Regions from separate parts of the Homo sapiens genome. Here region 1 is linked to region 2. A link is an interaction called in ENCODE POLR2A ChIA-PET data of the cell type or tissue named here. Cell type or tissue: Caco-2. All regions are shown on one strand. Region 1 overlaps UBASH3B (ubiquitin associated and SH3 domain containing B). Region 2 overlaps CLMP (CXADR like cell adhesion molecule).

The links. ChIA-PET counts read pairs that join two places held together with the same protein. Peaks named below come from ENCODE experiments on the same cell type or tissue, not always from the same donor. Only the 100,000 strongest peaks of a DNase experiment are listed, where the experiment ranks them.
Region 1: POLR2A ChIA-PET joins it to region 2 with 11 read pairs; 1 of 35 experiments calls an interaction of 5 or more read pairs at or near these places.

What each region holds. Positions count from the first base shown.
Region 1 is chr11:122,660,604-122,663,103 of GRCh38, reverse strand. The region is part of intron 1 of UBASH3B (ubiquitin associated and SH3 domain containing B); the gene reads right to left. Among named protein-coding and RNA genes, the nearest start is that of UBASH3B, 6.1 kb to the right of the region's middle. In Caco-2, no CTCF peak of the experiment used is centred here; a DNase peak (open chromatin) is centred at 1,323.
Region 2 is chr11:123,085,044-123,087,543 of GRCh38, reverse strand. The region is part of intron 2 of CLMP (CXADR like cell adhesion molecule); the gene reads left to right. Among named protein-coding and RNA genes, the nearest start is that of HSPA8, 24 kb to the right of the region's middle. In Caco-2, no CTCF peak of the experiment used is centred here; a DNase peak (open chromatin) is centred at 1,083.

The sequences.
Region 1 (2,500 bases), 420 kb after region 2:
TCAGGAGGCTGAGGCAGGAGAATTGCTTGAACACGGGAGGCGGAGGTTGCAGTGAGCCGGGATTGTGCCACTGCACTCCAGCCTGGGAAACAGAGCGAGACTCCATCTCAAAAAAAAAAAAAAAAAAAAAAGACATTAGCGCGTAAGAGGGAATTTTCATAGAAGCTGTGTGCAAGGGGTTATAATTACCCTACTAGCACATCCAAATACCTGAAGGTCTACTCAGCAATTAAAAGAGATAAACTATTGATACATGCAGGATGAGTCTAAAAAATATGCTGAAGGAAAGAAGCCAAGTACAAGGGTATGCACTGTATGACCTACATGCAAATCTAGGAAATGCAAACTAATGTACAGTGAAAGAAAGCAACTGGGCTGGGCGTGGTGTCTCATGCCTGTAATCCCAGCACTTTGGGAGGCCGAGGCGGGCGGATCACCTGAGGTCAGGAGTTCGAGACCAGCCTGACCAACATGGAGAAACCCTGTCTCAACTAAAAATACAAAATTAGCCAGGCGTGATGGTGCATGCCTGTAATCCCAGCTACTTGGGAGGCTGAGGCAGGAGAATCACTTGAACCTGGGAGGCGGAGGTTGCATGCAGTGAGCTGAGATCGCAGCATTGCACTCCTGCCTGGGCAACAAGAGTGAAACTGTCTCAAAAAAAAAAAAAAGAAAAGAAAAGAAAAAGCGACTGGTGGCTGCTCAGGGTTGGGGGTTGAGAGAGGACTAACCACAAAGGGGTACAAACGAAACTTTTAGGGGCAGTGAACGTACTGTGTCTTGTAGCAGGTAATCACACAGGTACAGTTGTCAAAATGTATCAATCTTTAAATAGGGTTAGCTGATTGTACATGAGTTATAACTCAAAAAAGTTTTTTTAAAAAAAGCACATCGGCTGGCCGGGCAGGGTGGCTCCCACCTGTAATCCCAGCACTTTGGGAGGCCAAGGCGGGATGATCACTTGAGGTCAGGAGTTCGAGACCAGCCTGACCAACATGATAAAACTCTGTCCCTACTAAAAATACAAAATTAGCTGGGCATGATGGCACATACCTGTAGTCCTAGCTACTTGGGAGGCTAAGGCAGGAGAATCACTTGACACCTAGGAGGCAGAGGTTGCAGTGAGCTGAGATCACGCCATTGCACTCCAGCTTGGGCAACAAGAACGAAACTCTGTCTCAAAAAAAAAAAAAAAAAGAAAAAAAGCATATCAAGGTATTTTTTTTTTTGTTTTTTTTTTTTTTGGAACCAGGACCTCGTGTAGCCTGGAAAGTTCAGGAGACTTGCAGTTTAGCCTGAGGCTCTTATGGCAATGCAGTCCCTGCATACCAACTGTGTGACTCTAGACACGTCCTGAACTCCTCTAAGCCTCCAGTCTCATCTTAAAACAAAGCATATGTTGTGTGCTTTACCTCACAAGACTGCTGTGGGGTATCTAATACACATAAGAGCAATTTTTACAGTGTATAATAACACAGATAGAAGGGCGTGTTATGTGGGTGCACAGTCACAGCAGGTAGATTAGAGACTTCCTTGCCCTGCCCACCTATAAGAGCCCTTCAGCTCCAGGTGGGTTCCAGTTTTTCCTCTTTCTGTCTATCCAAGGCTGGGAAAGCAGCTGCAGCCCCCACGCCAGAGTCAGCTACATTTCAGAGATGTTGGGTTGGCCAAGTGTTCTCAGAGGATCCAATGTCAACCAACAGGTAAGCTGGAAAAAGCCAGGGAAACCAGATACTTTAATTCATGGGCTCCACATGCCGCTTCTCAACTCCTCATGCAGCCAACTTGGAGCTGCTTTTATCTTTGGGCAGTGAGGCATAGCTAACACAGCTTACTGTCCAAAGCCAAGTCAAAAGCGCTCATTCCAGCTCTTTCCTTCTGCCACTGCCTTGCTCTTTAATTTGGCATTGTTCAAATATTCTCAGTAGAAAAAAAAGGACAATCCAATAATACACGTAAATCCTCGCCAGACACCTCAACCACCATCTCACCTCCTCTCCCTTCTTGCAATCCAACACAATAATGCCCCAATCACATCTTGCATCCTGATCCTATCTTTAACTTTCCCAAGTTCTTTTCTGTCTGTTATCTCATTTTGTCTTTGGAAAGGCCCGTGACACATGACAGGTCTTGCCACGCACAGAAGCTGGTGAAGATATTAAGGAAAAGAGGTTAAATAGAAGACCTAAAAGGTGCAGATATCATTCAGAAGCTAGACCAGACCTTAGGACCTTTGATCCCTGCCACAGTGTCCTTCCCAAGACTATTATCTCTTAATCACTGGAAACATTAAAAAGCCATTTGTTGTAGACAAAGTTCTAGCCACCAGCAGCCTCAAAAAATAAAAATAATAAAAAAACTCATCAGGGTTGTATCAGCAAGGATTCCTCCAATTCAATTATTCAGTGACTTGCTCCAAGGCCCAGCATCAGCCCCAAGCTACAGAAGAGATGAGAGCCTGTCTCCCCAGAAACCAGAGGTCAGCAGGGGGATGACAGTG
Region 2 (2,500 bases):
GCCGCAAATATTTATTTATTTCATTTTATTTTTTTGAGACAGAATCTTGTTATGTTGCCCAGGCTGGAGTGCAGTGGCATAATCTCCACTCACTGCAATCTCTGCCTCCCAGGTTCAAGTGATTCTGCTGCCTCAGCCTCCTGAGTAGCTGGGTTTACAGGCGCACACCACCACACCTAGTTTTTTCTTTCTTTCTTTTTTTTTTTGAGACGGAGTTTCGCTCTTGTTGCTCAGACTGCAGTGCAATGCCGTGATCTTGGCTCATTGCAACCTCCGCCTCCCGGGTTCAAGCAATTCTCCTGCCTCAGCCTCCCGAGTAGCTGGGATTATAGGCATGCGCCATCACGCCCGGCTAATTTTGTATTTTTAGTAGAGACGGGGTTTCACCATGTTGGTCAGGCTGGTCTTGAACTCCCAACCTCAGGTGATCTGCCCACCTCGGCCTCCCAAAGGACTGGGATTATAGGCGTGAGCCACCACGTCAGGCCACCTGTCTAATTTTTGTATTTTTTAGTAGAGACAGGGTTTCACCATGTTGGCCAGGCTGGTCTCAAACTCCTGACTTCAAGTGATCTGCTTGCCTTGGCGTCCCAAAATGCTGGGATTACAGTTGTGAGCCACCGCACCCAGTTACATTTTTTTCTTTTTTTAAATTTTATTTGTTGAGACAGGGTCTCACTCTGTCACCCAGGCTGGAGTACAGTGGCGCAGTCTTGGCTCACTATAGCCTCAACCTCCTGGGCTCAAGCAAACCACCAGCCTTGGTCTCCCAAAGTGCTTGGATTACAGGCGTGAACCACCACGCATCTGGCCCCCACAAATATTTAGAACAAACAAGTACCACATCCAGGAGAAGGGCTGTGATCCTAGCTCTTCCCCATCTGTGCCTAAAGCAGAGGGCTTTCCCTTGAGTGCTAGGAACCCCATGGAATTATCTGCAAAATAATATGTGAGTTTTTTCTGGGTCAGAGTTCATAGGTTTTATCTGATTGAGAGAACCTTCTCAGGAAAGGCTCTGAAGAGCTGTGGAGCAACACGTGATCAAAGGCAGGGTTGAGGGCTTGAGTGAAACAATTTGGAACAGCTGCAGCTGAAATGTGCCTGGGAGATGCCCATATGCTTGCATGCCTTTTTTAGTGCCCTTCTGTGTAGCTGGAATGCTCCCTCCAGGCCTTTTCTCCTTGCCTCTCAAAGCCTAGCTCAAATGCCACCAACTTGTCTGGGACACTCTCCTTGATACTATTTCAAATAAATCATTTCTTTTTCTCTGTTTAATAGTCTTTCCTTGTTAATCTCACTTGATTATAAATCACTTGAACCAAAGAAGAGATTTGCCAGGCGCAGTGGCTCACACCTGTAATCCCAGCACTTTGGGAAGCCGAGGAGGGTGGATCACCTGAGGTCAGGACTTTGAGACCAGCCTGGCCAGAATGGTGAAACCCCATCTCTACTAAAATAAAAAATTAGGGCCAGGCGCAGTGGCTCACACCTGTAATCCCAGCACTTTGGGAGGCTGAGGCAGGCAGATCATCTGAGGTCAGGAGTTCAAGACCAGCCTGGCCAACATGGAGAAACCCCAGCTCTACTAAAAATACAAAAATGAGCGAGTCATGGTGGCATGCATCTGTAATCCCAGCTACTCAGGAGACTGAGGCAGAAGAATTGCTTGAACCCAGGAGACAGAGGTTGCAGTGAGCCAGGATCGCACCATTGTACTCCAGACCGGGCGACAAGAGTGAGACTCTATCTCAAAAAAAAAACAAAAAAAAAAAAACATAAAAAATTAGTTCGGCTTAGTGAAATAGGGCAAAGGAAGCAATCAGATATGCATTTATCTCATGTGTGCAGAGGGGTAACTGTGAGTTCTGTCTGTCCTTTGTCCACAAGCAGTCACCTTGTGGGCAAATTGTGCAGGAGTACTGTAAGCTTTTTTTTTTTTTTTTTTTTTATCTTTGTAGCTATCTTATTTCTTATTCAGGAATAGAATGGAAGGCAGGCCAGGCGTGGTGGCTCATGTCTGTAATCCCAGCACTTTGGGAGGCCAAGGAGGGTGGATCACCTGAGGCCAAGAGTTCAAGACCAGCCTGGCCAACATGGCGAAACCCTGTCTCTACCAATAATACAAAAGTTAGCCGGGCATGGTGGTGTACACCTGTAATCCCAGCTACTCAGGAGGCTGAGGCAGGAGAACTGCTTGAACCCAGGAAGCGGAGGTTACAGTGAGCCAAGATTGTGCCACTGCACTTCAGCCTGGGTGACGGAGCGAGACTGTCTCAAAAATAAATAAATAAATAAATAAAACCAAGGAAACAGTCCTGTCTCATAGAAGTCTCTCAAATACTTAAAAAAAAAAAAAAAAAAGAATGGGAGGCAGGTTTGCCGACATCGTTCCAAGCTCGACCTTCCCTTTGGCTTCCCGAGGGGTCCCGAGGTTTCTTTTCCTTTCATAAGTCTATGCTTAATACATGCATAGCTGTACACTTGCATGGTTTCCTCCTTT